4 separate regions of the Mus musculus genome follow, and all the other regions are linked to region 2. Evidence: chromatin loops called from intact Hi-C (ENCODE). Cell type or tissue: left cerebral cortex. All regions are shown on one strand.

Evidence for each region. Peaks named below come from ENCODE experiments on the same cell type or tissue, not always from the same donor. Only the 100,000 strongest peaks of a DNase experiment are listed, where the experiment ranks them.
Region 1: it touches region 2 in a loop (2.1-fold over the local background); 2 of 42 quality-filtered maps call a loop at or near these places.
Region 3: a loop joins it to region 2, with 4 times the contacts of the local background. A loop is called at or near these places in 17 of 42 quality-filtered maps.
Region 4: a loop joins it to region 2, with 8 times the contacts of the local background. A loop is called at or near these places in 32 of 42 quality-filtered maps.

What each region holds. Positions count from the first base shown.
Region 1 is chr7:114,135,926-114,138,425 of GRCm38, forward strand. No RefSeq gene overlaps it. Among named protein-coding and RNA genes, the nearest start is that of Rras2, 19 kb to the left of the region's middle. In left cerebral cortex, no CTCF peak of the experiment used is centred here; DNase peaks (open chromatin) are centred at 1,274, 1,896, 1,979 and 2,312; H3K27ac peaks cover 1,060 bases.
Region 2 is chr7:114,065,707-114,068,206 of GRCm38, forward strand. The region is part of intron 1 of Rras2 (related RAS viral (r-ras) oncogene 2); the gene reads right to left. Among named protein-coding and RNA genes, the nearest start is that of Gm51454, 30 kb to the left of the region's middle. In left cerebral cortex, a CTCF peak has its summit at 1,287; a DNase peak (open chromatin) is centred at 1,269; H3K4me3 peaks cover 596 bases; H3K27ac peaks cover 738 bases.
Region 3 is chr7:114,195,799-114,198,298 of GRCm38, forward strand. No RefSeq gene overlaps it. Among named protein-coding and RNA genes, the nearest start is that of Copb1, 58 kb to the right of the region's middle. In left cerebral cortex, a CTCF peak has its summit at 953 (motif pointing left); no DNase peak of the experiment used is centred here.
Region 4 is chr7:114,210,332-114,212,831 of GRCm38, forward strand. No RefSeq gene overlaps it. Among named protein-coding and RNA genes, the nearest start is that of Copb1, 43 kb to the right of the region's middle. In left cerebral cortex, no CTCF peak of the experiment used is centred here; no DNase peak of the experiment used is centred here.

The DNA.
Region 1 (2,500 bases), 70 kb after region 2:
TATATAGCTCAGGATAGCCTCAAACATGCCATCCTCCTGCCTCTACCTCTCAATTACTGGAATTACAGGTGTATGTTATTCTACTTAGTTTAAACTTATTTCCAAGTCTACAAATGTTCCTATTCCAGACATTTCATGTAAGTAGAATCATACAATATTCATCTTTTGATGTCTCCTTTATCTTGTTTAATAGAATGTCTTCTTAAAATTAGAGCCAGTTATAGTACATTGTAGGATACAATTGTAGTATAATATTGATATATTAATACTGTGTTCTCCTTTGTTTTGCTATTTTTGTTTGTTTATTTATGGGTGTGTTTGCCTCTGTATATGTGTGTATTTGCCTCTGAGTGTGTGTGTATGTGTGTTTATGTGCACACATATGTGATATATATTATAGAGTTCATGTTGTGCTCTGCCCCATGTTACTCACTAGTGTGTGGACCGGTGGCTTCAGGCTGTGCCTTGCCTTGGTGACTCCACCTTAGAAAGCAGCCTTTAGTCCTAGATGACTCTGCATCCTATTTGTGCACACAGACACTACCACCTGCCCAGCGTGAACCACGAGGCACAGACTGATACACAACTTACTCACGCAAGGGAACCACTTGCAGAATCACTGAGGTAGACTTGAGTACACATGGATAAATGGACATATTAAAGTCATATCAGAAAGTCAGGCCCTTGAATTGAACCCGCCACACCAAACAAAGGATTCAACAACCGTACTTGGATCCCATAAACAGAGGGAAATACTGTGATGGCGATGGCGTGGAGCCGGGCCCACCAGTCCGTCATTTTATCTCATAACAGGTGCAAAACTCCAAGCTGTAGGGCTTCAGCCCAGTGCAGTCCCCACTTCTTGGCCTGTTCCCATTGTCATAGACCTCTGTCAGGAACTGCTCTGCCCTTTACAATGACTTGCCTTGTACGAGCTTCCAAAGCTAGGGGTTCTGTGCACCCCTAGCAGTCCTGAAATGGGGTTCATTAATACCTAACCACTGCTCGATCTCTGCCTCTGTCTTCAGTAGGACCTCTCATACTCTGTGGTCTCTTTCATCCTTTTGCAACCATTCTGTTTTACACACACACACACACACACACACACACACACACACACACACACTATAATGTATGATCTATACATAGCTAAGATTGGAATAAAAGAGCCAGTAACTGCTAACAGGCAGCTCTCCAGAGAAATCCAGATTACTTGGTAACAATGTGGCTTATAAATGTACCGTTACCCAATACATTCTGGCATTGTGAGGAGACCCAGATGTGTGCATATATTTTTCTGCAGGCTCACAATACTTGTGCTTCTAAACAACTATTAATGATGCAGCCAAAGCGGGAGCCAAATTGTCTATCTATCAACTGGCCGTTGAAAACCCTCGAGTGGTATTCTAGACAGGAGAATTAGCCATTCTAGGAAAAGTGAGGGTGAAGTTCAATATACAAGAAATATATATTGTTTTTTTTGAAGACAGAGTTTTTCTGGTAGTTCGGACTGTCCTGGAACTCACTATGTAGACCAGTCTGGCCTCAAACTCAAGAGATTCTCCTGCTTTTACCTCCCAAGTGATGGGATTAATAGCATACACCACTACGTCCAGTTTTCTGGGGGTAGGGGAAGGATATTGAAAAATACTCTACCTAATTTATTATTATTGTATAAATGTGTATATGGTGGAAGGTGCACCCCTGCCACAGTACTCAGGAGGAGGTCAGAGGGCAACTCCGTAGCCTCTGTCTCTGTTCTTCCACCTTTACATGCGCCTGAGGGATTGGACTCAGGTCTTCAGACTTGCACGGCAAGTGTTCAGCTGGCTGAGCTGTCTTGCTGGCCCAGAATATAACTTAGATCCTCCATCCCGGAGGCTGAAATGTGTTGATACCTTTGTCTTTTTGTCACAGATTTCTTTAGAGAGGTGTGTCTGCAGTCCTAGGGGACTGAGCCCTGAAAACTGAGCTGGCTATAACACCTAGCTTAGGTTTTATACTGTCAGCCGCACCTTTCACACATCTCACAAGGCGGCTGCTTCAAAGATGTGCAAACTCAAAAAAGAGCAACTAGTCAGATCAAGGAGGGGAAGTCCTTCCTTCCTTCCTTCCTTCCTTCCTTCCTTCCTTCCTTCTTTCCTTCCTTCCTTCCTTCCTTCCAATGACAAGCTGACACCTCTAGCTTCCAGGGCCTAGGGCAGACCCTCGGGAGCTGTTGAATTTAGGTTGGCTGGCGAGAACTGGAAACACAGTAAGGTAGGCGGTTCCTGGGATGCTTTTCTAGTGCATTGGCTTCTGTCCCCACAGAATGACACTGTTTCAGGACAGAACTGAAAGGAAATGCTCTGTGATAGAAATCTGGCCCTCCTGTACCCCCAGAGGCCCTGAGATGGGCTGTCAGCCTCCTGCAGGTGCCACAGCAATGGAGAACAAACAAGGTTTGCTCCCAATAGCTCTCAGTATCACTGGAGAGAGAGTAGAGCTATGGAGTGCTAGA
Region 2 (2,500 bases):
AAATATCCTCAGGGTCTGAGCAGTAATTACACAGATAAACACACAGGCATGAATCTATCTTGTTCATTTAGCATTTGTGTATTTGTATGTGTAAAGATTACAACCATAAAACGTACAAATGGCAATCGCTCTCCTCTTCCTCCTTAGAACCCACGGTTTGTGTTTGTTTGTTTGTTGATTGATTGTGTGTTTGGAGTGCTGGGGACTGAAACTGCAATCAGATCAGATCAGGCACGGTTCCAACACCGAGCCACATCCCCGCCCTCCTCTTTGATTTCTGAGACTCAGTCTTGCTAAGCTGCCCAGACAGGTCTTGAGCTTACAATCCTTCCACTTCAGTCTCCTACAGAGCTGAAACAAGTGTGTACCTCAGGGGACCCGTAGTTAGTTGCTTTCCACAGAACACAAAACTTTCCAGTTTGATTTGTGCCTCATTTCCCACTACCAGAACCCCTCCTGTAATTTTCCTACAATGTTTGTTTGAAGTTATATCAGTAATATGGGTGATACCCACTCTGTACCCCTTAACAGGTCCCACTGTCCCTTTGACAGAACACCCAATCTACTGTTAGGAACAACGGGGCTGTGGCTTGGTGGTAGAGCGCTTGCCAGACATGCTTAGGTCAATTCCTAACAGCAACAAAACAGTAAGAAGGATAGAGACAGGCCAACCCCAAAACACATGAAGTGTAAAACCATGCCTGCTCAGAAGGCAACACAAATTAAGAGGTATGGCTGCCACTATGCATGGGAACTGTGTTCACAGAGCCCCAGTAACTGTCCAAGGAAAAACAAACAAACAAACCCTCCAGCAGCAGATAACATGGAGGCTGGGGGACAGCACTAGAAAGCGGAAAGCAGGGTAGACCAAAAGCTACAGAAGGGAGGGTGGGTTTCCTGGGGCTTTGCCGGCAGCACATTAAAGGATATGTGGAGGGGAGTCCTGGCGAGAACAAAGGACAGGGAGACCACCCACACTGGATAAGTTATTCCACTTGCGCAGAGAGATCTACTGCCTTCCCCCATACGATCTGGTCTGGGTAAATTTGTCTGCAATAGCTACAAAATGGTACGCCCAGGTGAGCAGGCACGCTTCCATAGCCTCAGTCTGCGAACTCTCTGCTTGGCCTCCAAAGAGGACTACTCACTGGCAGCAGGCTTGGTGGAGCAGGAAAATGGGGAAGAGGTGACAAGAATGAATTGCCCTTCCGCATTCCAAGGGGCAGTGGCGACAACCACTTTCTCTTAAAGCCAGCCCGGTGTGAAAGTGCAGTTCCCAAACACTGCCACAGGGTGGAGTCTGGTCCACACCGGAGACTAGGGATCCAGCACTTGGGTTAAGTCTCACGGGCCTGGTGAGGAAAGGGGGCTGGATCAGAGGGACTACAGGACAGGGCAAACACAAGCCTGAGCATTTCTGAGCCCATGCCACACTCGGGAGGCTTGGCAGCTTTTAAAAGGACACAGTGAATAAGGAAGGGTATAATAATAAATTTTAAAAAAAAAAGTAAAAAATCTCTCAAAGTATCAGATATTGAAAGGCACAGGTGTGTTACATGGACAACAGAACTACTACATGTATCTGACAGATTCCACCCTAATTTTTTTTAAAAAAAAAAATGCAAACTGAGCCGGGCGTGATGGCGCATGCCTTTAATCCCAGCACTCGGGAGGCAGAGGCAAGCGGATTTCTGAGTTCGAGGCCAGCCTGGTCTACAAAGTGAGCTCCAGGACAGCCAGGGCTATACAGAGAAACCCTGTCTCGAAAAAACAAAAAAAAAAAAAAAAAAAAACAACAACAAAAAAATGCAAACTGTAAAAGCTACAGAGTTAGATTTGGGAAGACAGGGGTGGGGGTGGGGGATTCTGCAGAAGTGGGAGGGAGGGCAAGATCGGTTAATGGGAGTGAATACGATCAAAATGAGTAGCTATCACTTAGTCATTATTGTATAATTCATACATGCTAATAAAATGAAGAGAACTGCATAGTCAAATCGAGAAGCTAAGGGTTCATGCCCTCATCCTGAGCTGACCTCAGGAAACTTTCTAGGCCTCCTCCTTCTTTCTCCCTCTTCCCTGCTCCTGCCCTCTCTCAGCTACACACGTACATTAAAAAACAAACAAACAAACAAACAAAAACAAAACAAAACAAAACAAACAAAAAAAAAACCTTAAATCATCCATTCCTTCCCCCACCCAGCCAGAATGTAAGCAGGGTAAAGACAGGAACACTGCCAGAGAGGAAGGAGAAGGCCTTCCCCAGCAAATCACAGGCCAGGCAAGACCTGCAGGCAGTGCGGCTGCGCATCTGCCTTGCTTATTACTCAGTAGATTTTCTCATTTATCCTCACAAGGACCCTCCAACAGATTCCCCCCTTTTACAAACATTTTTACATCAGAGAACTGCACTACTTCTTCAAGGCCACTCAATAAACAAGCAGGAAGACTACGGTTTAAATTCAGACCCAATGCTAATAAGGTCATCAGAGCCTAAGAATTA
Region 3 (2,500 bases), 130 kb after region 2:
AGCCTGGGAACAATCCAAGGGAAGAAATCCTTCATCAAGCCTGTGCTAGGCACGAGGTGAGCCATGCAGAGAACGTGGTAAAATAGAAGGATGGAAAGATAGGTTCTGGAGGAAGGAGAAGAGCCAAGGTTGTCAGTTAGAAATGCTTAGATTGAGAAAGCCAAAGGAGTCTTTAAAAACAGAGCGCAAGGGCTGGAGAGATGGCTCAGCAATTAAAAACATGCACTGCTCTTGCAAAGGGCCTGAGTTCAATTCCCAGCATCCGTGTCAGGAAGTTCATAACTGCTTATATCTCCAGCTCCAGGGTATCTGACATCTCTGGCCTCCAAGAATACCTGTACTCATGTACAGACACCATACACACACACACACAGAGTAAAAAGAAATCTTTAAATAACAAGGCACAAATTGAAAGAGTCGTGATTCCTCACTAATAAAAAAACCAATCCTGTTTACCCACAAATCCCATGTTCCAGAAAAACAAAAAAGAAAACCAAGACATGACAATGTCACATCAGGCAGAGGAGGAGGAAGCTTTAGCAGATAGTGGTCTTGGTCAAATCTTTGAATCATTGACTTATAAGTAAAAGAATTGGGGGCTGGAGAGATGGCTTATTGGTTAAGAACACTGTTTCTCCATAGGTCATAAGTTCAATTCCCAGCAACCGCATGGTGGCTCACAATCATCTATAATGTGATCTAATACCTTCTTCTGGCATGCAGATAAAGCACTCATATACATAAAAACTAAATAACTAAATAGAATTGTGGTAGCATTTATATGAGTAATGACAACAGAGAGGAAGAAGGTTAAAAATTATGTCTGGGAGGTAGAGAGATAAATGGCTCAGCAGTTAAGAGCATTGACTGCTCTTCCAGAGATCCTGAGTTCAAATCCCAGCAACCACATGGCGGCTCACAACCATCTGTAATGGGATCTGATGCCCTCTTCTGGTGCATCTGAAGACAGCAACAGTGTATTCACATACATGAAATAAATAAATACATCTTTAAAAAAATCATGTCTGGAGTGATATTATTCTTTTAAATTTTAAAGTGCTAGGCTAGGGAGGCAGAGGCAGGTAGACCTTTGTGAGTTTGAGCCTAGCCTGTTCTACAAAATGAGTTGCAGGATAGCCAAGGCTATTACACAGAGAAATTCTGCCTTGATAAACCGAAAAACCAAAAAAACCACCCCTTCCAAAACAGAAAGAAAGAAAGAAAAAGAAAACCCAAAACCTAACTAAATAAAGTATAAAGCTATGTTAGAATAAAAAGAACCTTGAAATTTCAGTGATAATGGCACAAAACTGCTTTTATTTGCTTCTTTTCTTAATTTTGAAACAAGATTTCATGGATCCCAGGCTAGCTTCTAACTCACTCTATAACCAGAGAAGCCCTAAAATGCCTGATCCTTCTACTTCAACCTCCTGAGAGCCAGGATTACAGCCAAGAACGACCATACACAGTTTATAAAGCTTTTTTTTTTCTTATATCTATAGTCAGTGGGTAGGATGGGACCAGACAGTTCTACAGTCACTGATGAGCTCAGGGTGGTAGAAATTCCTTTTTTCCCCCTTTTCTTTTACTTTGCCAAGACAGAACCCAAAGGGTCTCGTACATGTAAGGAGAGTGCTCTACCATGTAGCCATGCCCCAAGCCTAGTTCCAATATCTTAAGTTGGAATTCCAACTTCTTCTACAAGTGATTCATAAAACTGTAAAGCAAAGGGATCGTGGGGTGGAGGGGAGGGTAGAGAGTGGGTGGGGGACTGGGAGGGCTGTAGAGAGGTGAGGGTAGAGGAGGGTGGGTGGGGGTGGGTGGGGGAGTGGGGAATGGAGGGTAGAGAATGGGTAGGGTCATGTGGGGGGCTGGGTGAAGGGTGGGGGTAGGGTAGAGGGTGAGTGGGTGGGGTTGGGGAAGTGGGGTGAGGTAGAGGATGAGTGGGTGGGGTTGGGGAAGTGGGGTGGGGTAGAGGATGGGGGGGCTCTCAGGCCAGCCACTCTGTGCTTTGGTCTAGAGTGCTATACAAGCCACCTAATTAGCCCCAAAGCTGCAGAAATACAGAGAGTAGATGCAATACTTGGTGGACACCTCTATTTTCATTATTGGAAGCATAGACTATAAAATTTGTTATAAAGGAAAGAGGAGAGGTAAAAGAGTAGTTAGGCTGAGGGATACAAGGAAATTTGTATAACTGTAAGGCCTGTCTATGCTCATCCTAGCTTTGAATAATGGCAAGGAGATTTATATTTATTTAAAGTAGCTTTAGGCCTTTGGTTCTCTAGTTCCCAATTAACTAGCACCTACTACTTGTATTAATCCATTTATATTATTCTATGTCTGGCCTGTGGCTTGTTGCGTCTCAGTCTCTAGTACCAGGGCTTGCTGCTGGCGAATTCTCTTACCACTGAGCCTCTCCCAGAGTTCTCTCTCTGCCTGGAAGTCCCAGCCTTCCTTTCCTGCCTTTGCTATAGGCCATCAGCTTTTTATTATAATA
Region 4 (2,500 bases), 140 kb after region 2:
GTAGAATATAAAACAAGGAACTAAATTCTGAGGGAGGCAAAATAATTGGATTGGTTTTCCTCTTTTTGTAAGAAGGGTGAATGGGGACGAAAGGAATGCACATTTACTGGTGAATGTTTACTATAATACCAAGTGTGGTACTATAAATGTATTATATCACGGCATCAACTCTGGAAAGTAGATACAAGAACCCTCACATACAAGGCGAGGGATAAGGCACAAGAACAGGTAGAAGTGATAATGAGATTAACTACAAGATACCCTGGTTTTATATCTGGGCTCATCTCTTTTAAGCCTTAAGTAACTTAACCTCTTCTAAGACTGTAGCCATAATCTGCAAATGATGACAGCAGTTTCCCCTCACAGGGTCATTATGAGGACTATAGATGTCATGGGAAAAAGCACTCAGCGTTGCACCTGGCACAGATAAAATACTTAGTAGCTGGAGTTTATTTTACTTACTTTGTGCTGGAGATCAAAGGTCCCGGCATGGCATGCTAGGCAGGTGCTCTACCACTTAGCTATATGCCAAGCCACAAGGTTAGTACTTCAGGATTGTTTAAGATCATACAGCAAGTGCGTGGCAGACAAGGTTTTTTATGTAGCAGCAAACTCACTGAACCACACTGCTGTACCACATTGTTCTTTTTAGCTCCTGAGATCTGGAGGAAGACAGAGCTTTGAGAGAACGCAAACACTAGTGATGTACTGCCATTCTAGAGAGGGCCAGAAGGTGATCAGTTAGTTTGACCAGCCATACTATAACTTTAGTGCAACCCTTTACTTGGTGGGTGGTACTAGGAATTAAACCCAGGACCTTCACATATACTACTATCATTGAGTTACATCTCTAGCCCTTTTAACCAATTTCCCTTTAACCCTTTTTATCCTTTGTATCACCTGTTTATAAAGTACATTTCTATTATAACCTCCTCTTCTAATTACCATCTTATCTCTATTTCTCCTCAGTGGGTACATGACTAAGACAATAATTGTCTCTTCTCTAGAATCCATCAATAGCCAAAAACTCAGAAAGGAGGGGTAGTGTCCTATTAACACCTCTCTGACTCATTGTTTGCTGATACGTCCAGTCTTGTGTGGGTTCACTACAGGTGGCTATAGCTGCTGTGATGTCATGACTTGTGGGGAATTGCAGGCTGGTCTCCAGTCGAGCTGAGGTCTGAACCCCGATGGTCATAATTCACCTTCATGACACGGTAGGCGTTCCCTCATGCTCCTGGAACTCTGGCCCCTGCCTAAGTTACCAGCTCCCACAGCCCCCACAAGAGAAGCATGGTCAGTAGTCACATAGACAATGGCCCAAGCTTCTGACCTTCAGGCTAAACTCCTCTCCAGTTACCTAGCAACAGTGAAGACCATAAAAAGGGGTGTTCAGCCCCCACCTCGCTCTCTTACTCTTATGCTCTCTCTCGCTCCTTTGTCCCCTTACCTCCCACTTCTCTCCTCTTCCCTTTCTCTGTCTTCTTCTTTCCTCTCCTTTCTTCCTCTTTCTCTGTAGCCTTCTCTATTTCCACCTCTTTCTCCCTGCATTTCTATAATAAAGCTCTTAAACCATAGAGTCTCTGCTCCATCTAGATTCACTATACCACTCTTGCCAGTGTTGGGAACCTCTTCACTATTCCCTCTCTCCTATAGCCCTGGGGCGACAGGGTGTCGCCTCGGGGGCTGCCCCTTTTCCAATCCCCCTGCCAGATGGGTCAGAGGCTTGCGTGCCCACCTGGGGCCAAGTGGAAAGCATCCCGGCAGCCCCTCAATGTTTGTCTCTGCCTGCCCAGAGCACAGGAACGTTTGGTCCCTTTTCCCTTCCCCTTCTTCCCCAGGGCCTCCCCTGCCCCAACTTTTTTTGTTCCCAACAATGACTGGCTATGTTGTGTTCAGATATAGCATTTCACAGCCCTTCTCCTGATTTCCAGGCTCTTAGTCTTTCTATCATTCTCCAAGATGTTCCCTTAGCCTTAGAGGAAGTGGTAAGATTTTTCTGTTTAGGATCGGAATTAACCATCACTAAATTAAATCTTGTGTGTGTGTGTCTGTGTGTCTGTGTGTGTCTGTACTCATTCGTAGATATGCATGTAGAAACTAGAGGCCAATGATGAGATTCCTCCTCTAGCCTTTTCTTTATTCTTTATTGAGACTGTCTCTGTATGTAAGACATGAATATGTCTATGTTGGTTATGTAGACCAGGCTGGCCTCGAACTTAAAGAGATCCTCCTGCCTCTGCCTCCTGAATACTAGGATCAAAGGCATGTGCCTCCAAGGCCAGTTCTACCTTATTTTTTGGGACATGGGGCTCTCACTGAACTTAGAGCTTGCCAGTTCAGCTGGATTGGCTAGCCAGAGAGTCCATTGGCTCTGCCCATCTTCATTGACCACACTGGGGGCACAGATGTTTGCTGCTGAGCAACTCCCTTCTTGACATGGGTTTCTGAGATCTGGTCTCAGATCTTTATGGTTGCATAAGAAGCAGTTTACTCACTA